3 separate regions of the Homo sapiens genome follow, and all the other regions are linked to region 1. Evidence: chromatin loops called from intact Hi-C (ENCODE). Cell type or tissue: PC-3. All regions are shown on one strand. Region 1 holds the start of LINC01426 (long intergenic non-protein coding RNA 1426). Region 2 overlaps RUNX1 (RUNX family transcription factor 1). Region 3 overlaps RUNX1 (RUNX family transcription factor 1).

Region 1 (8,000 bases):
AAGTCAAGTTCCTTGTGCAAGCGGGATTCGATACAGGGGACACAACCAAGAGACCTCTGAGTCCCTCCACACATCCATGCTGTGTGTTGACTTGCTTACAAGAGTCCCCTGTGTCAGAGGCTGCCTGGCAGTGGGGACATGAGCCTTTCCCTTAGAGGGAAACATGAGATTGGGCAACAAGGGTAGTCCTCAAGGTTCTACCTCGAGACTCCAGGACGCTGGACATTGGAAATGAGGCCACACCCTGGAGGAGCATTGTCGGCTAAAGCCAAACACCATTAGCGTCTGAAGGGGATGTGGGACCCATCTAAGGTATCACATCCCTGATCACCCACCATGGGGTCTGCAGCTGGAGAGGGTCCCCCCAGGAGGGGCTGGAGCGGGGAGTTCTCTGCCCTGGGAGGCAGGTCTCCTGGCCCTTCACTGGAGTGATCTCTTCTTTTCTGATGTCAAATCCTGATCTAAAGGGAGGCATCTTCCTTCTTATGGCATGGCCATGTCTCCTGTGTTCCTTCCTCAAGCCAAATCCTTTTCCACGATGCCTTCCCCTCTGAGCCCTGTATAACCCAATAGTGCAAATATTCCCACATCCCCTACCCACAACAGGGGTGAGCACATTGCAAATGTTCCGCCGGCGAATCAGCACCTGCCTGGAGGTGTTCTTGGTGTCTGCGTCCTGCCTCCAGTACAGAGGACCTCAAATCCATGATACTTCACCTGGTGCTCCCCAGGAAAGCCTGGCAGAGGACCTGACGATTCCCAGCAAGACCAAGCACTGCTGTCCAGGGTCAGCCACGGTCACTTCTCTGCAGCTGTCATCCGGGCACAATCTCCAAATATTTCTAGCCATTCAGACGTTCACTATAATCAGAATTAACGCATGTAGAACCAAAGAGCCAGACACATGGGTTCAAACCTGCCCCACCATTTACAGTGAGAGCTTAGTGAGTCACTTAACCTGTGCCTCAGTTTTCTCACCTGTAAAAAGAACATAACAGTAACAATACCATTGAGCTGCTATGCAGTGGATGAGCTTCTATATGAAAGGTGAGTGAAAAGTGTCTGGATGTGGTGGTGTCAACCTTTCCCTGGGGTGGTGGTGGCTGATCTGTGGCACCCCACATGACAATGTCTTTGCCATGGCAGTAGATGCTGTTAAATCAGGCCCTGGGTTTGTCTTGGCTTGACTTGTTTCCATTTTCAATTGAAAATTAAATGTGGATAGACTTCAGCCTGACTCGGTCTGCTCCCTGGACCTTGGCCAGTGAGTTCTGAGTAACTGCAGACAGGGTGTGGTCACCGGGATTTGGTTATTGGATTTTTTTCCCCCTGTGGTTTTGGGCAGGTTGCTCCATGACGGGCAGCTGTATCGTCTTAGAACCGGACTTTCCGGGAGAGCCTTTGGGTCACTCTGGGCGTCAGCTGGAAAGGGCTGCTCTTGGAGCAAGCTCACTGGCCCACAGGAGGAGCTGCCTTCTTGAACTGTCACCCTGAAGCCAACCAAAGTCTGGGCAACGCCAGCTCCAGTGACTGCCGCTCCATCTCCTAGGCAATTTGCATCGCTGTTTCTGTTTGTTAGGCCTTGACCATTCCTTTGTTGTCATCCTGCGCTTCCCTGGCCATAGGCCTTTTCCCAGCCCCACCACGGCATGCCCACCTGTGCTTGGGGAGGGGCGGAGGAAGGAGCCCCAGCCAGCCATGTCCCTGTTTCGTGCTCCAGTGACCACTGCTATGAGGACTTTCCCACTGGCTCAGGCTCAGTTAGTCGAGCTGGTGTGCCCCGCTCTTAGCTGTTCCCCAACTCTCCTAGAGTGTGCTAATTCTGACCCAGCTCTCCCAGGTGGAGGATGCTTTTCAAACATGTCCTTGGGAACCTCTGCAGACCCATTCCCAGCCCATTCTCCATGATTCCAGGCCTGGCCAGGTTGAAAACTTCTGTAAATTAAAACTCAAATAAAGAGAGTATAGCTTGGGCATACCTTTTGCACATGCATATATATGTATGTGTGTGCATGTGTGTGTGTGCATGTATGTGTGTGCATGTATGTGTGTGCATGTGTTGGGATTTTTTATTTTTTAAATTTATATTTATTAAAAAAATTTTTTTTGAAACAAGGTCTTCTTCTGTCTCCCAGGCTGGGCTGCAGTGGTGTGATTATGGCTGACTGCAGCCTCAAACTCCTGGGATCAAGCAACCCTCCCACCTCAGCCTCCCAGAGCACTGGGATTACAGGTTTGAGCCACTGCACCTGGCCTATTTAAAAAGTTTGTCTAGAGCAAAAAGTCCCTAGACCTGCCAGTCCAGGGCACTAAATCACAAGAACACCAAGGCCAAACAGGCTTGAAGTCTCCAGGCTCCTCACTGGCAAACTCTACTTCCTGATCCCTTAGTGGGTTGAGGTGCCAACAGCCCCCTGGGGAGGAGGGGGTTGCATTATGGCCGTGGAGAGACTCTGAGCCTTATCAACGGTGTGGGGATGACACCCTTTTCGGAGCACTTTGTGAGGCTTTGTGCCATGCTGGGCGCTTGGCGTCAGAGACAAATAGAATCAATAACTGTGCAAAAAAAGTTGCCAGATAATTTATCCCATTGGCACCGAGCCTAGAATTATAATCAGATCTTGACTTCTTCAAAGCCTTCTTGCTTTGGATTTTCCAAATCGAAAATAAATATTGGGGGCAATTACCTTTCCTTAGTTCTCTGATGTATGAAGGGGAGTTTTCATCTATTAATTTAAGAACCCTCTCATTTCATTCGGAAGGTATTAGCCCATGGAACTTGTTAACTTAATATCAACACAGTCTGTCTAGGTTTTGACTGAAAAGAGAAAGGGGTTGTTATGCTCTAGGTTAATATTTTCCTCTCTTTAAGAAGTCTTGGGTATGCCAGACACTTCTCGGACAAAAACAGCTGTTTTCTTCCCATTGCTGAACGCATTGTTTGTGCGAGTTCACTTACTTGCTATACTCAGAATATCCTCCAGGAGTCAGCAAATCCCAACCTCTGGACGTGGCTCAGGGCCGCCCTGCCCATTGCTGAGCTGATTTGGAATTTGGGCCTGAGAGAGGAAGTGATTATTGGATGACAGGCTGCCTCCTAGGGGGCTTCTCTGGGCTTGCCATGAAAGCACTTCCGGAGGAAAAGCAGAGCTCCATCAGTCTCTTTTGGAGAGCTGTGAACGTGACCAGACCTATTAATTACTTAACTGAGGTGCTGAACTTTGAAAATGAAAGTTCCGGTGGGGAGTTCTGTCCTTTCCAGCCTGGGGAGCTCTGTCAGGGCTCTCCTGAGCGTCTCTTTCAGCTTATCAAGCTCGCTCGGGGACCGTCTCTGGTAAGTACAGGCAACCCCTCCAGCCAACCCCTCCACCCTGTGGGCCGGGGAAGTGTCTCATCGTTGAATCCACTTGCAGGCACTTCCTTGATCTCAAGCCCCACCACGCTGCCCCCAGAGTCCCAGCGAGTGGCTCAGTCACACTGGTGCGTGCCTCTCACCCGCTCTGACCTCGTCATGGGGTCCCCGAGGTGCTGGTTCATGCAAGGCTCTGTGCCTAACCAAGCTAAACACGGTGGGGCTGGGAGCAGAGGCTCACACCTGTAATCCCAGCACTTTGGGAGGCCAAGGCAGGTGGATCACCTGAGGTCAGGAGTTTGAGACCAGCCTGACCAACATGGTAAAACCCCGACTCTACTGAAAATACAAAAATTAGCCAGGCGTGACATCATGCGCCTGTAATCCCAGCTACTCGGGAGGCTGAGGCAGGAGAATCGCTTGAACCTGGGAGGCGGATGTTGTGGTGAGCCAAGGTCGTGCCACTGTACTCCAGCCTGGGTGACAGAGGGAGACTCCATCTCAAAAATAAATAAATAAACAAACTGGTACAGTGCCCTAGTGGCTTTGTGGCTCTGGCTGGGGGAGGAGGGTGGGTTGCATAACTGAGCAGCACCTCCAAGCACGATACCAACACTGCCCAGGGCCTGGCAGAGTCTACAGCTGGTCCTTATCCATGAAACTGGGGGTGAGGGGACGGGGACTGGCGGGGGGACAAATCACCTGCACAAGTGGAACAAAGATACAGGAGATAATGACAGCAAATGGAACGTAGAGTTGATGCGTTCATTGACAAAGAATTTCACACCCTGCATTATCTCACTTGAGCCCCATGAAGAGCCTGTGAGGTGGCTAGGGATGTGGAAGGAGTAGATAGGAGAGGCACAGAACAGGGGAAGGAAGGAGTGGGGCTGGGAGTGAGGACCAGGAAGGCAGAGCTGGCCCCTGGACAGGAAGAAAGCCCAACTGCCTCCCTCCCTCCCATCTGCCCTCCTGCCTGCCCTTTTCCAATAAGATGGAAATGCTGAAGGGGTTAAAAAGACAGCATTCTAAAAGCTGAGATCCTAAAATTGTGACCTCCCCTGTGATCTTAGCCTTCGTGTCAACAGCATTGAAAATGAACCTTGGTCGGGCACGGTGGCTCACGCCTGTGATCCCAGCACTTTGGGAGGCCGAGGCGAGTGGATCACCTGAGGTCAGGAGTTCAAGGCCAGCCTGGCCAACATGGTGAAACTCTGTCTCTACTTAAAAAAAAAAAAAATTGCCGGGCATGGTGGTGGATACCTGTAATCCCAGCTACTTGGGAGGCTGAGGCAGGATAATTCCTTGAACCCAGGAGGCAGAGGTTGCAGTGAGCTAAGATTGTGCCACTGCACTCCAGCCTGGGCAACAAGAGTGAAACTCTGTCTCAAAAAAAAAAAAAAAGGCAAAAAGAAAATGAACCCCTGGGAAAGTAGGCCTTGACCACTCTGCTGCTCTTATGGAGTTCATTCTTGGAGATGTCGTGAATAGATCTCCTTTGCATCCAGATGGAAGAGCAACAGGAACATTATTAAGAAACTAAAAATTCTAGATTCATTGGAAAAGGCTTTGAGAGAGAAGGGACAGGGAAACCCCTAATTCCACCTCCCTGAAAACAGTGTGTTTTCCTCTCCTACACCAGGGCCGTGTGTCTTTCTGTCTACGTGGCCCAGCCACATTTGTAGCCCGTGGCCTGATGGAGCTCTGATGAGTCAGTTTCATGTCATTTTTTTTTTTTTTTTTCAGAGAGAGAGTCTCACTCTGTCACCCAGGCTGGAGTGCAGTGGCATGATCTCGGCTCACTGCAACCTCCGCCTCCTGGGTTCAAGTGATTCTCCTGCCACAGCCCCTTGAGTAGTTGACGTTACAGGCACCCACCACCGCACCCAGATACTTTTCGTATTTTTAGTGGAGACGCTGTTTCACCATGTTGGCCAGTTGGTCTCGAACTCCTGACCTCAAGTGATCTGCCTGCCTTGGCCTCCCTATGTGCTGGGTTATAGGCGTAAGCCACTGTGCCCTGCTTCATGTCATTTTTAAAGAGCCCACACAACTCCTGTAGCTGCATTACGACAACCTCAACGGCAAGACCTCGACGTGATATTACTCCACGTGAAAGTCTAAAAGGCGCTGAGCACAGTGCTCTGCCAATGGTGTGTCTTCCAGCCTCGCTTGCTGAGAGAACAGATGTGCCGGGGAAGAAATGGACAAAGCTGGGAAAGGAGTCTAACTTCTTCAAAGCGGTTGGGCACCGGTGAGGCTCTTTTGGTTACAAACCACAGAAATGGATTCTGGTTTATCAGTTTAATCTCGGTGTAACTAAAAGTGGGAAGTACTGGAAGGAGACGCATTTCATGGGCTCAGAGGTGACCTTGGGGCACTGAGTTGGCCCTTCTGTGGCCAGGTGTCCCTCTCTCGGGGACCTGCCTTCCCATGCCCCAGTCTCAACTCTTGGTGTCTGTCTAATCTCAAACTCCCAAGAGACTGGATTGGATTAGATCAGTGTGGTGTAGCAAGAGGCACTGTGTGTGTGTGTGTGTGTGTGTGTGTGTGTGTGTGTGTGTGGTGTCATTAGGGAGATCTCAGAGAACAACCACCTTGGCCAACTTGTCTATCTCACGCCAGACGTTTTCACCCATCGTTCTGTCCAACCCTACATAATCCTGCCAGGGGGCTATCAGTTTTTTGTTTATGTTGAACGCTAAACTCAGCAGGAAAGAACACTGCTTTCTGGGATTTTCTTCATTTAAACCTCTATTGCCTATGAGAACAGTGTATTTTCTTTAAGGGCTACCAGGTTTTCTATTAATAGAAAATTAAAAAAATAGTGAGAAGTACCAAGAACAAAATTAACATCACCCATCATCCACCATTCAGACAGAAAAATGGTCCCCTTTGACTGATGTTCATCAGCTATATAAATCTCTACACACACACATATACACCCATACCTACTTTGAAGTAAAAATTATGAAGAGCACATTGTTTTGTGACCTTTCTCTTCACGTGCCGTGTTCTCCATTCTGTTAAATATTCACTTCCATCTTTTTAAATGGGTGCTTAATAAACTTTGACTCATACATGTTGCAAAATTTGTTTAATCAGCCCTCCATTGTCGCTTATTTAGGTGCTTCAAATTTTTTGCTGTTATTAGCACTGAAGTGATAATCATTCTGGAAAAAGTATCTTTATACATCTGTTGGATTCTTTCCCCAGGATAAAATTCTACAAGTGAAAATGCTGGGTTAAAGGATGCCCATGAAAACATTTTTAGATAAGCAGAATCCAATGCTCTTCTGAAACATTGTACCATGTGTCTTCTCCACCCAAGGGAACACTCAGTATCACTTAATTACAAAATATTTTTATAGTTTATATGAGAAAAATGACATCTCATTACTTTTTTTTTTTGAGACGAAGTCTCGCTCTGTCACCCAGGCTGGAGTGCAGTGGTGCGATCTTGGCTCACTGCAACCTCTCCTTCCTGGGTTCGAGTGATTCTCCTGCCACAGCCTCCCAAGTAACTGGGATTACAGGCATGCGCCACCATGCCTGGCTAATTTTTGTATTTTTAGTACAGACGGGGTTTCGCAATGTTGGCCTGGCTCATCTCGAACTCCTGATCTAAGGTGATCCGCCCCCCCTCGGCCTCCCAGAGTGCTAGGATTACAGGCGTGAGCCACTGTGCCTGGCCGACATCTCATTACTATTTAATTTTTTTTTAATTTTACCTTTTGTGAAGATACAACTTACAGAAAATGCACTCATGTTAATTGCACAACTCAATGAATTTTTGTGTATAGAGATGCCCATGTAACCACTACCCAGATCAAGGTACAAAACATTCCCACCACTCCAGAAGGCTCTCTGTGCCCTCTCCCAGCTAATGTCCCCCGATCAAAAGTAATCTCTATTCTAGGCTTTTTCACCTTGGAACAGTCTTGCCTTTTTCTGACCCTCATATAAGTGGAAATGTACAATATCTGCTGTTTTGTGTCTGGCTTCTTTTGCCCTGTGTGATGTCTGTGAGATTCACCTGTGTTGGTGTGTATTGGTATTTTTCTCATTCTCATCGCTGGGTATACCTCACTGCATGGATAAACCATTCCTCTGTGGAAAGATATTTTGGTTGTCTCAGTGTGGGGCTATTATGCACATTCTTGTAATGTCATTTGGTAGACATGAACACCCACATCCAAGGAATATGTGCCTAGGAGAGGAGGGGTTGAGTCAGATTGTATATTTAGTTTTCGTAGATACTTCCAAATCTTTTGTCTAAGTGGTTGTATCAGTTTACACTCCCACCAGAAGTGCATGTGAGTTCCAGTTGCTCTATATCCTTGCCAACACGTTGTATTGGTAGTCCTTTAAATTTCACATATTCTGTTTGGTTTTGTGTGTGTGTGTTCTTATTTTGTATTTTTATGATTGCAGGTCAGGTTGATCATTTTTGTTCCATGTGCATTGACTATTTGGGTTTCTTCTTTTTTGACTTGCTTGTTTCAGAAGCTTTCTATCCTTCTTTTGTATTGGGGTGATTGTATTTCTCATTGATTTTAGGAGTTATTTGTCTATTATTACGACACTTGGTTATGTGTGATGCCAATATATATGTGCTTTTGTCTAGAGAAAACAATGCTGAATGCTC
Region 2 (8,000 bases), 48 kb after region 1:
CTCGCACAGGTGGGACCATGTTTTCCCACTTGTCTCCACTGAGGCACACAGAGGCAAATTGACTCCTCGAGGCCTGCTTCTGGTGGGCCCTTAAATTGCTATAATCGTAACCCCTAAATTCATTGATTTGGTTCCTATGTAAATGTGGCTCCCCTACACAGTTTACTTTGGCTGTGTTCTGTTACACAGCATCTGTGAAATTATCAGATGACCTTGGGGTGAGCAAATCCCTGGGCAGAAATCAAATCCTCTCCAAAGATGTAATTATTGGCACCTGCCTCAACCCTCTGGAACTAGATTGACCTTCTCTGTTTTAAGGAGGAAGTTAGATATGAGACCCTTGTTGAGCCTGGCAGAAAATTCCATACTTCTGATCCTTGGAGTGACCCTCAGTGTCTAAAAATCCTATTAAAAACGTTGCTGCGTGAGCTACTCACTTGTTTGATTAACATGAAAGGGAGTTTAATGTAAACAATACTTCTGGATAACCAAGCGATCACATTACTCATTCTTTTTTTCTAGCCTTCTTCAATGTGATACATTTAACTTTGGCTACTATCAAGAACAAAAGAAAATGTAGTACTTGATATTTTTCTTAATATAAGTACATTTAAATAATTAAAAAATTATCAACACATAAATGTCTGAACATCAAGATACATAAATATCTGGGGATTCCTTGTGGGAATACAGTAGTTAAAAATGACCCAAAGCTGTAGCTGTTTCTCAAAAAAACAAAACAAAACAAAAAAAAACAACTACCCAAAAGTCCAAAAGAAAAGTTAAATAAAACTTAAAGAAAAGGGAATCATATTTCTTTCCATGGTCAAAGCAAGAAAGAAGCAAGCTCAATTTATATATATTTATATAAACGTATATAAAAATAAAAACCACCCAAATGCAAATACGCATTTTGCAATTGATAAGGTGCGGAAAAATTAAAAATAAGAATTAGATGCCAAACAGGGCGAGTTGCATCCCTCCTCTCCCCCCACCCCAACCAAAATTCCACACTCTTTGGAATAAACAACTTGGTTAAAAAGTTAAGTCAAGGGTATAAAATCTTTCTTTTTATTCACAGCATTGCTAAATCAGAAGCATTCACAGTTTCCCTCCGGGAATCTTCCTGTTTGCTTTCCAGCGCGTCCCCTGGGTGCTGGGGCCGGCGGACACCCTCGAGGTGCGTCGCCTCGGACACCTCCGCGAGGGCCGGGGCGCCAGCAGACGGCGGCGGCGTGGGCTTCTGGGCGCAGGAGGCTGCGCGGGCCTGACCTACAGCGAGATCCTGGCCGTCGGGCGCCCTCGGCCCCAGGACGGTGGCCGGGCCCAGGGCCCGGGATCCCGGCGGGCTTGTCGCGAACAGGAGGCCCGCGCGCCCGGAGGCGAAGGCGGCGGCCCGCGGGGCCCAGCCGGGCCAGGCCTGGCGCCTCAGTAGGGCCTCCACACGGCCTCCTCCAGGCGCGCGGAGGGCGCCATGTTGGTGGGGGAGTTGCTGTGGCTGCCCTCGGCCTCCACCACGTCGCTCTGGTTCGGGAGGCTGGGGTTGAGCAGCGCGGAGCCGGTGGAGGCGTTGGTGCAGGGCGGCAGGATGCGCGGCGGCGAGCGCTCGCCGCCCACCATGGAGAACTGGTAGGAGCCGGCCGAGGCGCCGTAGTACAGGTGGTAGGAGGGCGAGCTGGCTTGGAACGGGCCTCCCTGCGCTTGCGACGAGCCGGGGTAGGGCGGCGGCAGGTAGGTGTGGTAGCGCGTGGCCGAGCCCATGGCCGACATGCCGATGCCGATGCCCGAGGTGACCGGCGTCGGGGAGTAGGTGAAGGCGCCTGGATAGTGCATGCGGGGGTCGGAGATGGAGGGCAGCGCGGGGAACTGGCGCGGGTCGCTGAACGCTGTCAGGTCGGGTGCCGCTGCAGGGCGGGCAAGAGAACGGAGCGGAAGTGAGTAGGAGGTTGCGGAGGCCACAGCTCTTCCCTCTGCCCCAGGGGGCTACCCAGGATGATACCGCCTAGGAGGATGGGAAGCCACCCAGGATGCTACTGCTGGGGAGGACGGGGACCACCCGGGATGCTACTCCCAAGAGGACGAGGATTACCCAGGATGCTATACCCAGGGGGACAGGGACCACCCAGGATGCCACCTCCTGAGATGACGAGGATCACCCAGCATGTCACCTCCCAAGAGGATGGGGACTACCCATGATGCTATGCCCAGGAGGTCGGGGACCACTCAGGATGCCACCTCCTGAGAGGACGGAGACCACCCAGGATGACACCACCTGGGAGGATGGAGACCACCCAGGATGCTACCGCCTAGGAGGACGGGGGACACCCAGGATGCTACTGTCCAGGGAGATGGGTTTCTATCAGAATTTACCGCCCAGGAAGATTGGAACCACACAGGATTGCTACCACCTGGGAGGATGGGGGCTACTGAGGATGCTGCTGCCTAGGGAGAGGGTTTCTACCCAGAATCTGCCACCCAAAAAGATGAGGTCACCCAGGATGCTATGCCCAGGAGGACGGGGATCAGGAGGCTGCTACTGCCCAGGAGGATGGTATAATATACAGTAATATAATACGGTAATATAGAATATCATGTAATGTAATATGACATGATATATGAAATGATGTAGTATAGCATAATATGTATAGTATAGATATAATGTGCAATAGTATATACTATAATATGTATAACGTATATAAAATGTTGATATAATCCTAGGGTTGGCAAACTGCAGCCTGCCAGCCAAATCTGGCATTTTTGCATGTCCCAGGAGGTAAGAATGCATTTTACATTTTTTAAATGGTTGAAAAAAAAATCCAAAAAAGAATACTTCCTGACCTGTTAAAATGACAGGAAATTCAAACTTCAGTGTCCATCCATACTTCGGAACACATCCTCACTCATTCTTTCATGTACTGCCTGTGGTTGCTTTAGAGCCACTACTGTAAAGTCAGGTGGTCAGTATAGGGACTGCAGGAGCCACAGAGCAAATATTTATTCTTTTTTTTTTTTTTGGAGACAAAGTCTCGCTCTGTCACCAAGGCTGGAGTGCAGTGGTGTGATCTCGGCTCACTGCACCCACCACCTCCTGGGCTCAAGCAATTCTACTGCCTCAGCCTCCCGAGTAGCTGGGATTACAGGCGCCCGCCACCAGGCCTGGCCAATTTTTGTATTTTTAGTGGAGATGAGATTTCACCACGTTGGCTAGGCAGGTCTCGAATTCCTGACCTCAAGTGATCCACCTGCCTCAGCCTCCCAAAGTGCTGGGATTACAGGCATGAACCACCGTGCCCAGCCCTAAAATATTTATTCTCTGGCCCCTTACAGAAAAAAGTTTGCTGACCCTCTATTTGATCAATATATTAATATACCAATAATATAAATTAATCTGTGATATTAATATAGCAGATGATAATTTGACACTAATGTAAAGGATGCACAAATATGTTACTACTAACACAATATGTTATACATAATATATATCCTAACAATATTAATATATAATAATACATTACACATAGTATTTAGGTTGAATGATAGAAAATTGCCATTTTTATAGGCCTTCGACAGTTGAAAAATTGATAATTTCCTAGTATTTAAGCGAATGCATGGCTCAGTAGCAACTGCTGAGCGAATGTCAGGGAATACCATTACCACTCCTCCTCTCCATATCTACTTTCATACTAGTTCCACAATTTTAGAAACAGTACTGCCTTGAGTTCACCTGGTATTCTCTATTATGCACTTCACTAGTTTGTTAACACAAGTAGATGTAGGACCTTGATTTATCTACTCTGTTTTTTGCACATGTGGAAATTTTACCAGAAATTGTAAAGCTTTGTCTCTAAAACTCACTTTGTTACGACTGTACATTATTTTGTTAGGATTATGGATTTACAGTTTCACCAACTGGCTTTAGGGCTGTCCTGTGGTTCACTGGCTCTCTCTGCATTTTTCTTACCTACAGGCCGCCCTTGGGAACTACGGAGGATTTGTGTATTAGGCAGGGTTCCCTATATCTGTAGATCAGAGTTTCTCAACTGTTGACACTGTTGACATTTTGGGCCAGATCATGATTTGCTGGGGTGGAGGGGGCTGTCTCGTTCATCGTAGGATGTGTGGCAGCATCTCTGCTTTACCCATTAGGTGTTAGTAGCATCGCCCGCCCCTCTTGTGACAACTCAGAATGTCTCCAGACATTGCCAGATATCCTGCGGGTGGGGTGACGGAAGCAAAGTCACCCCAGCTGAGAACCACCACTGCAGATGTAGAAGGGCACCCTGGAGAAGTTCAGGTTCCTTAGAATTATTCATTAAATGACCAGGCTAGGACTCTCCTCTTTATATCAGCAAATCCACAGACAGCAACAAACAGTAGAAACATGAATTCATTGTTTTAAAATGTGAAGTTCTCAGATCAACACACAAAATAACTCTTAAGCTCAGATGGCATGTGGCCTGTGTCCTTTTGAGTTCAGGCTGATAGAGAAAGTCGACAGAGCCAAAAGCTTGCTCTGAAAGGAAAGCTACCAAGGTGGATTAATCTGTTTTTGGAAGGCAGCGGCAGTTGATCAACTTCCTCATATTTCAAGCCTATTATTCCAGCAGGGAGAGCTAGTGTGTTTTCTCTCTCTCTCGCTCGCTCTCTCGTCTCTTCCACACCCCATCCTCCCTCCCTCTAATGGCCTTTTATTGCTCTAACACATTTTTAAAAATGAACTCCTCTGTACCTTTGGGGTGAATGTGATGAGGGGATACACTCCTCATCAGAGGTAATTAAAGTTTATAGAAACAGCCCAAGTCTGTAGCAGATCCCTTCACTAATGAGGAAACCAGGAGTCTGACTTTCAAACAAACACTCCTGTTAATCTTTTCAAAGCCAGGCAGACATGTGGGCAGGGAAAACGTTGTAAACGGACAGTGGTTCTGAGGCTGCCCTTCCTTGGCCACACTCTAGTCATTCTCGAGCCAGGCCACACCTCATTCCACAGGGTTCATCCCTGCCCGCTCTTTGGGGCCATCTGTGAGCAAGCCCTGTGTCACTTGTTTTTGCTGACATGGAGAGCTGTGACATGTTTGAGAGTTAACAGGAAGCTTTACTCCATTTTTCCATTTAGATTTATAGAGTCTACGGAGAAGCTGGGACAGGAGGAAAAGCATTAGGCAAATACAGTCAGTTTGTTGTCATCTGATGCAATACTCTGGACACAAATAAATGACTCTGCCCATTATTCCTCTTGCTTCATTTGCCCTGAGACAAAAAGGTGAATCCACTGGAAAATGAACGAAAGGTCACCCTGTTTTACAGCAATGTCTGGACATGCTCTGCCAGTAGGTTCCAACTACTACATGGTAATGTGGTGATGGTACCAAGTTACTGGAATCCAGAGTGAGTCCGTGATTTGTCATGGACATAAGTACTGGAATGATGTTATGGTCTCAGCTGTTGGGGGAAAATAGTTCTTTCACTTGTGAGGAGAACATCCAAAAGAAAGAGCTGCAATGCTGCCTGTGATCCTTCTTCTATGTACACATGAGCAACGTCATACTACAAAAGACCATCCATTTGGTCAAACTATCTTTTTTACACACATTTTGATAATACAATATCTTAGGCCTTCTAGATATGCTCAGATTCAAATGCTATATTCAAATGTTGGTTTTCATCTTTGTGTCTTGTCTCAGATCCCTTATTCAAACCCATCAGTCTGCGCAGTTCACCCATCCAGCTGTAGCTCTTCTGTCCTTTTGGCTGGCCTGGTGTCCCCTGATTCAGCAGAAGTGTGGGGGGAGTTGGGATCCCCTGATATTCACAGAGAGTTTTTAAGAGTAGGAAATCTGGGGCTTAGGAGGTCCAGGTATTTTGGTTGGAAGTGTTTTCCCATTGATGGGGCTAAATATTTGCCATGACAGCTCAAGTCTTCGCTCTCCAGCTTGACATGGATGAAAGCAGCCTCGCTACAGGGCCCCTCCTACTGCCCCCAGAGGATTAAACAACCTGAGCAGGTAATGGCTGCCTTAAAAGGAGCTTTTGCATGACTCAGATTAATGCATGCTGTCTGTCGCCCAGGTTGGCAGCTAAACATTAATTTTTTTTGAAAAAGAAAAAAAAAAGTAAACCTCTAGATGACAACTCTTTTCAGACAAGGTGTGGAGTCTGTCTGCAAAGGATAGAGAGAGAGAGACAGACAGAGTCCAAGTCCCCAGCGCAGAAGGAAGCCCAGGTGGGGCTGGGGCCGGGAAGAGGGGCAGAGCACAAAGCTGTCGGGCTGGATTAAAAGGCAAAGCAGCCACAGAGCAGTGTCAGGTTCTCAAAGCTGTCGGCCAGGCAGCCACTTTCCTTTTATGTATTCCACCCCCCTCCTGCCTCCAGGTTTATGACAACACTTTTCAGGCCTGTGCTCCAGGCTTGATTTCTCAGAGGGAGTTCTGCCAAATTGAAGAGCAGTCTCCCATACTGTTCTATGCCACTGTGAAAGCTCATCTGGAATTCTGTCCTCCCTCCAAAAAGAAAAGAATCATTCTTGGGTTCTGAAATGAGGCATGGTTTTTATCTACTTCACACTCCCATGCCATAAAATGTTCTCTCTTACTCCTTGGGTGATTGAAGTCCAGGATATTCACAAATGTAACTGTGATATGGGACTTTGGAGTGCACATGTTACTCATTCCTTTTATTTAAAAAGTCACCCTACCATCTGAACACCAGTCAGCTGGAGGAGTTGGCCCCTAGGGTTCTTGGACTATAAGGTGCTGATCTTGGGTGATGACCAAGTCAAAAGACTTATGTAATAAATTCCAAAGGATAGACCCATAGCAGGAACATTTGAAGGAGAACAGGCATTATTTCAGGTGAAGACCGTAGCCGGTGTGCAGAGGGGTGCCCTGAGAACAATCAGTAAAAGCTGACAAGTGCCTTTGTTCTTGAGGGATAAGCTTCTAGAAACCACAAGCTAAACAAGATGCCAAGATACCTGTGCTACTCTCAATGCCTTGGAGCAGAATGTACCATGAAAATATTGGCATTAATGGCCAAAAGTAATGTGAAAACCAAGCACTTAAGTTGGTTTTCCTATTTTACTGTACCACCCAAGAACACTGGAAGGCAGTGGTTCTCACCTGGGGACAGTTTTGCCCCTTGGGAAATTTGGCAATGTCTGGAAACATTTTTTATTGTCCTAACTGGGGTGAGGGGGATGCTATTGGCATCTAGAGGCCAAGGATGCTGCTAAATATTCTCCGATGCTCAGGACAGACCCCCCCCAACAAAGAATTATTTGGCCCCAAATGTCAATAGTACTGCCGTTGTGAAGCTCTTAGAAGGCATTCTGTGAAGCTCTGAACAGCAGCTAAGGCATCTGGTGAAACCTGAAGTAATCACAACTGTCTGGAAAACACAACATTACACAACATTTAAAATGGCAGACATGACTCCACTGCCCCTGTGCCTGCCCCCTAATCTGCTATAATTTGATCCCAAGAGCTGAAAAGCAAGACCCGCCCCGTTCCCCCAACACACATGCGAGTGTGTTTGCAGGCATCATAACACTGAAGTTCTCTGAAGTATTTTCACAGTTTGGTGCAGCTCCAATTTCAAAGCCCCAAACACTAAGTTTCTTCTTTTGCCTTCAACAAAGGAATTTTTCTCTGTAACTCTGATTTCCCTGCCCACGAGCAAAGGTGAGTGCCAAGCCCAAAGGGCTCATAGGTTAAATGACTAATACTTAATGAGCTCATATTAACAACAATTATGCTAACCATGACACCTGAGTTTTTCACGCTGTTCCTCTGGCCTCTGTATGAACAGCGCTTAGTTGGAATGTCTAATTTGGGGTATACAGTCGGTTCTCTATATCCGTGGGTTCTGCACCTGTTTAACCAACTGTAGATCAAAAATATTATTAAAAAAAAGGATGGTTGTGTCTGTATTAGACATATACAGACTTTTCTTCTTGTCATTCCCTAAACAATGCAGTATAACAAGTATTTACATAGCATTTA
Region 3 (8,000 bases), 99 kb after region 1:
TACAGAAAAACTTCTTGTTGAGAAAAAATACAATATCATAACTGAGCAGTTTCATGAGAATTGTCTCATTAGAAGTTGAATCAGTCCGGGCCTGATGGCTCATCCCAGCACTCTGGGAGGCCGACACAGGCGGGTCACTTGAGGTCAGGAGTTCAAGACCAGCCTGGCCAACATTGTGAAACCCCATCTCCACTAAAAATATAAAAAAATTAGCCAAGCATGGTGGCGCGCACCTGTAGTCCCAGCTACTTGGGAGACTGAGGCAGGAGAATCTCTTGAACCCAGGAGGTAGAGGCTGTAGTAAGCCAAGATCGCTCCACTGCACTCCAGACTGGGTGACAGAGGGAGACCTCTCCAAAAAAAAAAAAAAAAAAAAAAATTAAATCAATCAGGAAAACTCATTTATTTTCATAGTGAAAAATCAAAAAGAATAGGTCAAAGGCTCTTTTGCTGAGTTGAGAGTGGCACTCTGACATAAGCAAAGTCCACCAGCTTCTCCTGTTTCTTTGTAGTGAGTACCCTCTCACACGCACACACAGAGAGACATACAAAAACACAGATGGCACACATGCACACACATACACACATACAGACATGCATGGACAAACATACACACGGACACAGCCATACACATAAAAACATACAGATGCAGCTGGGCGCGGTGGCTCATGCCTGTAATCCCAGCACTTTGGGAGGCTGAGGCGGACAGATCATGAGGTCAGGAGTTCGAGAGCAGCCTAGCCAGTATGGTGAAACCCCATCTCTACTAAAAAATGCAAAAAGTAGCCGGGCATGGTGGCACGTGCCTGTAGTCCCAGTTACAAGTAAGTGGCTGAGGCAGAAGAATTGCTAGAACCCAGGAGGCAGAAGTTGCAATGAGCCAAGATCATGCCAGTGCACTCCAGCCTGAGCGACAGAGCGAGACTCTGTCTCAAAAAACAAAACAAAACAAAATATAGATACACATGGACACACATGTATAAACACACATACAGACACACATGGACATATACACACAAACACAGGCATGCATGTAAACACATACAGACACACACATACACAGACACCTGGACACACACACAGATATAAAACACACATGGGGATACACACATATAAATACACACAGACACATGTACATACGTCACACAGACACATATATTAAGACATGCACAGACACACATACACATACAGACACAAACCAGGACAGACACATATATACAGACGCACACACACATATACATATATCACACAGGGACACACATGCATATACACACAGGCAGATATACAGACATGGGGACACATATATACAAACATACACACATACTGACATACACACATATACACATACATACATATACATCCATCACACATCCATACATCCACTCACACACACACACCGTTCTGTGATCGCCCTCAGGACATGGGCCAAGACAAGTGTAGCAAGCAACAGTCAATGGACAGGAAAGGCTGGCCAACGCCAAGGCAAGATCAACAACCAATACAACTTCAAGCCAGAGACGCACACAGGCCTGCCCCTCCCCAGCCCCCCTGCACCATGCGCCCAAGACTCACGGGACAAAAACCCAAACAAAACTCTGCTCCCTGAGTCCAGGGCTCATTGCCACGAGCAGTGGAGTTTTTCGCCCACTCACATGAGACTCGGGCCTCTCCTAAAAGCAGAGCACTCAAAATCTAAATCTGCCATCCCCGGTCGCCAGGGCTCACTGTCCATTTCTGTCTGGTGACTAAGGAGGTAACTTGAGCTCAGGGCAGAGAAGCCACCTGCTGGCTTTTGCTCTTGACCAGAGGTAGCCCTCTGTGGGGGAAGTGGAGGCAGTTTCTTAAGAAGGGTGCAGACAGCTCCCAAATTCAAGGTTTTTCTTCTTCTACCAGCCTATAATCCCAAATATTAGCAACCCTCCCTAGGTTAAGGTCTTATCTCAAGGAAACCCCCAGTTACAGCGTAACTGAAAAGTAACCAGAGAGTGGTAACCACCAGTGACATGGATTTGTTGATCAGAGTAGCTCCTGCCCAGGGACAGACTCTAAAGAGAAGGCGACTTGCAGAAGAGAAAGAAAGTATTGGTGGCGGGTGGCGCACTATGGAGATATGAGCACTGACTCACAGAACGCTGCCTGGAGCTTCTGACATGGCTTTGGAGTTCAGGCATCAGCAGGGCTAGTCCTGGGGTAGACAGGCAAGACCTGGGGGCCAGGAGAAGAAGATCCAGGAGGCGCACACACACTGCTTGCGTGAGCATGTTACCAGCACTGAGGCTCTCCACACTGGCCTCCTAACCTCCCTGCAGGAATCTCAGTTCCCCTCCCGCAGCAGCAGATCTCATACATAATGGGCAGAGACACTGAGCATGTTTGGACAGGACCGAGGTAAAGGCAGGGCCCTTCCAAGGTTGGGTGATGCCTCCATAAATGCTGGACAAATAAATGAATGAGTGAGTGAGTGAATGAATGAATGAGTGAGCCCCTTTCCTGGACTAGATTTATTCTGGAATGCTCATCCAGCAGTGTGGAGGATGATCTCTCCTCCTCTGTACTTCTAAAAAGAGGGAAGGAAATTCCCTCCTATTTCTAAAAGCCCTGCCCCCTGGGCCTCGGGGACTTTCCCAACAGCAGGGGAACAGCATCTGACTCTGACGCTCTCTCCTGTCACAGACGCCAACTGAGGTTCTAGGCTGGCCTTGCAAAGCCCTTGGACAGATGGCTGAGCAGGTCCTGGCTGGTACAGAAGGACAGGGTACCCTGGCCACTCACAGCTCCTGAGTACTCACTAGTACAAAAGCCAACCGCAGCAAGTTGTTTTGAACAGAACGTTGACCCTCCCTCACAAATAAGGCTTCCGGTTGTTTGTGTCATGACAGCCTCATTCAGGCATCAGGCTCACTTCTATGCACTGTTGTCCACGTGCCAGAAGCAGCCACCTGCTGAGAAGGGCATCTGTGAGGAGGGAGACCTCTTCTAAAGTTACCTGAATGGGCAAGTGGCTGTTTGCCTAGACTCCCACAGAGCACAGCATGGTGATGAAGATGCTGGTCCCACTGTCTGCCAGGTAACATTGGGAGGGAAAGTTCTGTTTATTCCAAGACACTAGTGCCTCCTATTCACCTTGGTGACCACATTTGAGCCAGTTAGGAAATGAAGGAAGGGAAGGTTCCATCCTTGCCAGGGATGGAGACAGGGATGGAGGGCAAGGATGGACGCCCAGGACAGCCTTCTGTCCGGCAACATTCCCCCTCCTCAATCCTTTCCCGATTCGAAAGGTACACAACTTCCCCCTGGCCTGTCTACCTTGAGTCTCTGCCTATGGCTGCCTGGCCTGGTGAGACCAGCCTCCCAGCTCCTCTGTGTTACGCAGGCAATAGGAGAGCTGCCTTTTCAACAACTGTTTTGAACTTTCCTCTCCTTTTAACTCCTTCAACAGTCCCTCTTCTGTGTGAACACTCTGGTGTGTGAAAGCAAGACCTCAGCTCAGGGAGACAGCCCTCATAAACTGCCGCAGATTACCCTGTCTTTTCCCAGCCGGAGGGGGACCCCGCCCCACTCCCTTCCCAGTCTCTTCCCCACCCCCAACTTTTTTTTTTAACCACTTCTGCTTCCTTCATTTTCTCAGCAGCTGCAGCGGAGAGATATAGTAAAGCTACTGTATAGGATTTTGAAAGCAGGGCCTCCAAGAGCTTTCCAAACTCCACACAAGCCAGTTATTCTCTGCCTTGTTTTCTTTGGCTTCAGGTTAGTAACACAGAATGAGTCAAACAGTATTAACTTTCAATAGGGAAGTGGTGTGGTCAACCAAAGCTGTTTGCGGCTAGATTATGAAGATAGGTAGGGCAGGTAATGCAGAATAGCCCATAATACTGTGAGGAGGCAGAGGAGGGAGGCGGCCCCACTCAGAAACACTCCAACAATTAAGTCAACAGAACTCACACCATCTTTTTTTAGTTGGCTGAGGAATTAACACCAAGGTCTCTGACCAGCCAGCTTTGGGAAGTTGGCCATAATGGGGCTTGGACAATTGAGTACTTTGTGGGTTTAAGGATGTCTTTTTTTTTTTTTTTTTTTTTCAAATGTTGCCAAAGTCATGGGAACTCTAGTTAGGAAGATTTCCCCTACTTAGAGCATGTCACTCTGGCGTGGACCTTCATTCATCTCTTTCCCCGGCCTGGGGTTGATCCATTCTCCCTTCTTCCCCCTTCTCCTGCCCTGCCCCCACCTTCTCAGTCACAATCTTTGTCTTCCCAGTTTGGCAGGACATCCCAGGGGCCCCTGGGCTTTCCTTCCTGAGGTTAGAAGATGGTGCTTTGAAAGAACAATTGCTCCTACAACCATCAAATCAAACTTTTAGAAGCTGATAAAGACCTTAAAAATCATTCAATCTCCTCTTCTTTCTCCTTCTGTAGATGAGGAATCTGAGGGTCTAAGAGGAGACATGAGCTGCTGAGATTGACTGAGCTAGCAGGGCCAGACATAGACTCCACGGGCAGGCCCGCAGTCTTTCCACCAGGTCAGGCCACTCCCTCGCCCAGGGCTCAAGATTCCTTTTAGAGTTCAACAGAGCAGCTCCCGAGAACAGACCAGCCCTCAAGACTCAAATTTCAGTGGTTTCCAGTTCTTTCTCCCTGCACTCAGCTACCTATTTATTTTGAGACTGGCTGAATCACCCGAAGAATAGAACGGGTTTCTCTGAAGCTGCTCCCGGCAGCATGTCAGCAAATGAACAGGACAGCGAGCTGGCCTCTGGAGCCTTGGAAGATTCTCACCTCCAAGCAGCTGCAGTTTTTGACTCGTCCTGGGAAACTGGCACTGAGACTCAGGGGTGTAACATTTCACCTCCCTGAAATCAAATCCAGAAATCTCAGGCGAGCAGCATATATAAAAAGCCACAGGGGAAAAAAGGAATACGGACTCAGCAACTCTTAGGTGCTCTGAGCCTCTTCCCAAGCCTTCTGGTTCTGTGAGCATTTCATTGAAAGAAAATGGAATAACAGAGTTTTAGAAGAAAAACTGTATTTGGTCTTGCAAGAGAAAAGTATATTCATATAAAACTCAGTTCTCAACTATTTGCCAAGGTTACTTCTTTTGTTTCCAACATTTAAAAAGGGTATCTAGTTGTAGGTAGAGAAAACATTAAGATATGTGAATGGAAAAAGGTAAAATTTCTAAAAGTATGGATTCACAGTGGGGTCTGATTTAAATGTTTAAATTTTTTCTCTTTAATTTCTTCTCACCAATCCTGAAAGACACGACGAGATAATATCTACTTTCAATAAATCAATTAATTTTATTTAAAATCCCTAAGATTTTAATATAGTACATGCAAAACAATAATAGATTTTCTATTTTTTAATTATCTAATTATATTTATATTATCTAATTGACAGACTACTTAAAAAGCACATTGATATATATTATCTCAATGTGTCCTCAAGAACCCTGTGCAGTAGGCAGAACTCATAGTATTATTCCCATCTTATAGATGACCCAGGGGAAGCTTCTAGATGCTCAGAGCTTTGCAGGTCACACAACAGCATAGGTGCTTCATGTTAAGAAGCAGAACTGCATTTTGATAAAACCTTTAATTGGAAAAAGATCACCTCTCCCTCAAGGAAGTAGGGCAACATGGTTGACAGGGTTATGTTTCAATGAGGAATACATTTGTTGAAGCCAGTTCAGTGATGCAGTAATTGGAATTAATAATAGGTAGTATGGAAGGAAAAGAGAAAAAGCCCTTATTGTACTGTATTGTGAGGGCCAAATCTGCCAAGCTTTTTTTTTTCTTCTTTTTTTTTAAGTACTTGGCAATGGTAAATATTTGGCCCCCACTTGAACAGAATTCCATTTGTTTCCTCTCATAAGGTCTTTGGGACATGGTCAAGGGGCCTACCCGTCTAGAGCATGTGCTTTAATAATAGCAGCTAATATTTAAGGAACACTTCTGTGCCCAGCACGGTGCTATGCCCTAACATGAATTATTTTATTCAATCCGCACAATAATCCCCAACAGAGGGATATCATACTCCTGGTTTTATACCCAAGGAGGCTGAGGGTGGGGAGGTTAATCTGATCCCGAAGGGGAGGCCAGGCTGAATCAGGAAGCCAGCTCTGGAGCTTCGCCATCAGCCACTGCTCCAGCTCGCCTTTCAGGCTATCTCTTTTAATCCTCACATCCCCTAGCAAGAGAGGTATCATGCAGTCCATTCTACAGATGGGAAAACTGTGAAACGCAGTTTTAGACTTGAAGCTCCAAACTCCTTTCTCGCTCACCGAGGCTACCTGAGCACCCTGGTTCACTTTATTTTTTGAGACAGAGTCTCACTCTGTCACCCAGGCTGGAGTGCAGTGGAGCAATCTCGGCTCACAGCAACCTCTGCCTCTCGAGTTCAAGTGATTCTCCTGCCTCAGCATCCCGAGTAGCTGGGATTATAGGCGCCTGCCACCATGCCCGGCTAATTTTTGTATTTTTAGTAGAGACGGGGTTTCACCATGTTGGCCAGGCTGGTCTCGAACTCCTGACCTCAGGTAATCGGCCCACCTCGGGCTTCCAAAGTGCTGGGATTACAGGCGTGAGCTACCGCGCCCAGCCCCCTGGTTCACTTTTGAAACACTGGGCTATGCCTGGCGAGTAGTGTCCGAGAGGCGCGTGGGACGTGGCTCCGCATATTTCTCCTAGCTCTTTCAAATGAATGAACTGGAAATATCATACAACCACTTCAAAGGTAAGTGAAAATAAGGTGGTACCAGGAAAATATTCAAAGGGCCATAAATCTATGTAGTATCTAGGAACTTATTTCAAATGTTTACTCTTTATTTTAAATAATCAGAATATGACTTTTAAGCCATGGTGAACAAAAACAAATACAAAATCAAACAAGTATCAAATGTTCGACATTTCAGTATATGGAAGTACACTGAAAGATTTCAATAGCAGTCTGGGTTTTTGTCAATAATTGCTTTAATGGAAACTAAGTATATGTATATCATGAAAGTACCAAACCAATGTACTGCCTTTAAATAACTTTCTAGGGGTCTTGAGAGTTGGCAGATTGATTCCATTGTGTTACTTTTTGAAAAGGCAAACAGAAAAGAACTTTGCTTTGGGTACATATATATATATATAATATATATATAATATATATTATATATAAAATATATAATATATATTATATATATATTATATATACTATATATATTATATATAGTATATATAATATATTATATATACTATATACATAGTATATATAATATATTATACTATATATAATATATTATATAGTATATATATTATATATATACTATATATTATAATATATAGTATATATATAATATATATTATATATATATATATTAGCTTGGCTTTCACCTATGAATGTGAATCCAGAATATTTGGCTATTCATGACAGCAAATTTTACCAGTGACACGGCATAATTTACACATAGAAGTTGATGAAAATATACCATGTGTCAATCATACTATAAAAAAGGAATTTCACATCCAACTAAATGTCACTGGCTTGTGATATGTCTGATAATATAGCCATAATGTACGGTAATAGATTATACCTAATTTACCCTTTCTGTATTGCCAACTTTTCATAATTAATACTTTGATAGCAAAAAAAAGCAAACCTTCTCTAAAAGTTGCCTTTAAAGGAAAAGAATATGCGATGAACAGGAGAACACAGAAATTGCCTATCAGCTCAAATGAATTTAAATGCAGATATGGTGTAAGGGGGTAGCTTTTACTTATTTAAGCTAAACTGGAATTATTATTATTATTATTACTATTATTATTTTGGTGGTAGTAGTGGAGTTCCATGAGACCCAGTGTATCAAATTCTTACTAATGCCTTTCCTAGTTACATGGCTTACAGGAAAAAACAACAACAACAAAAAAAACTGAAGCCTTTGAGAAAACTCAAGGAGAAATTTTTCAAAATGAAAAATGGAAAGTGGCTAGGGTATGAGAAAAATTCTAAATCTACCTG

Evidence for each region. Peaks named below come from ENCODE experiments on the same cell type or tissue, not always from the same donor. Only the 100,000 strongest peaks of a DNase experiment are listed, where the experiment ranks them.
Region 2: it touches region 1 in a loop (6-fold over the local background); 7 of 110 quality-filtered maps call a loop at or near these places.
Region 3: it touches region 1 in a loop (5-fold over the local background); 8 of 110 quality-filtered maps call a loop at or near these places.

What each region holds. Positions count from the first base shown.
Region 1 is chr21:34,742,683-34,750,682 of GRCh38, forward strand. It overlaps LINC01426 (long intergenic non-protein coding RNA 1426), which reads left to right and starts at 3,143. Exons shown (of 3, transcript NR_038885.1): 1 at 3,143-3,334. LOC107985515 (a long non-coding RNA gene) reads left to right here. Exons shown (of 3, transcript XR_001755016.1): 3 at 1-1,256. RefSeq lists enhancers at 3,022-3,523, 3,524-4,023, 4,230-4,524. In PC-3, CTCF peaks have their summits at 1,560, 3,016 and 3,216; DNase peaks (open chromatin) are centred at 1,359 and 3,029; H3K4me3 peaks cover 448 bases; H3K27ac peaks cover 1,269 bases.
Region 2 is chr21:34,790,707-34,798,706 of GRCh38, forward strand. It overlaps RUNX1 (RUNX family transcription factor 1), which reads right to left. Exons shown (of 9, transcript NM_001754.5): 9 at 1-1,904. The coding sequence ends at 1,429. Among named protein-coding and RNA genes, the nearest start is that of RUNX1-AS1, 42 kb to the right of the region's middle. In PC-3, a CTCF peak has its summit at 4,665 (motif pointing left); a DNase peak (open chromatin) is centred at 5,235; H3K27ac peaks cover 3,341 bases.
Region 3 is chr21:34,842,137-34,850,136 of GRCh38, forward strand. The region is part of intron 6 of RUNX1 (RUNX family transcription factor 1); the gene reads right to left. All of the region lies in intron 1 of RUNX1-AS1 (RUNX1 antisense RNA 1), which reads left to right. Among named protein-coding and RNA genes, the nearest start is that of RUNX1-AS1, 9.8 kb to the left of the region's middle. In PC-3, no CTCF peak of the experiment used is centred here; DNase peaks (open chromatin) are centred at 3,805 and 4,625; H3K4me3 peaks cover 1,543 bases; H3K27ac peaks cover 2,175 bases.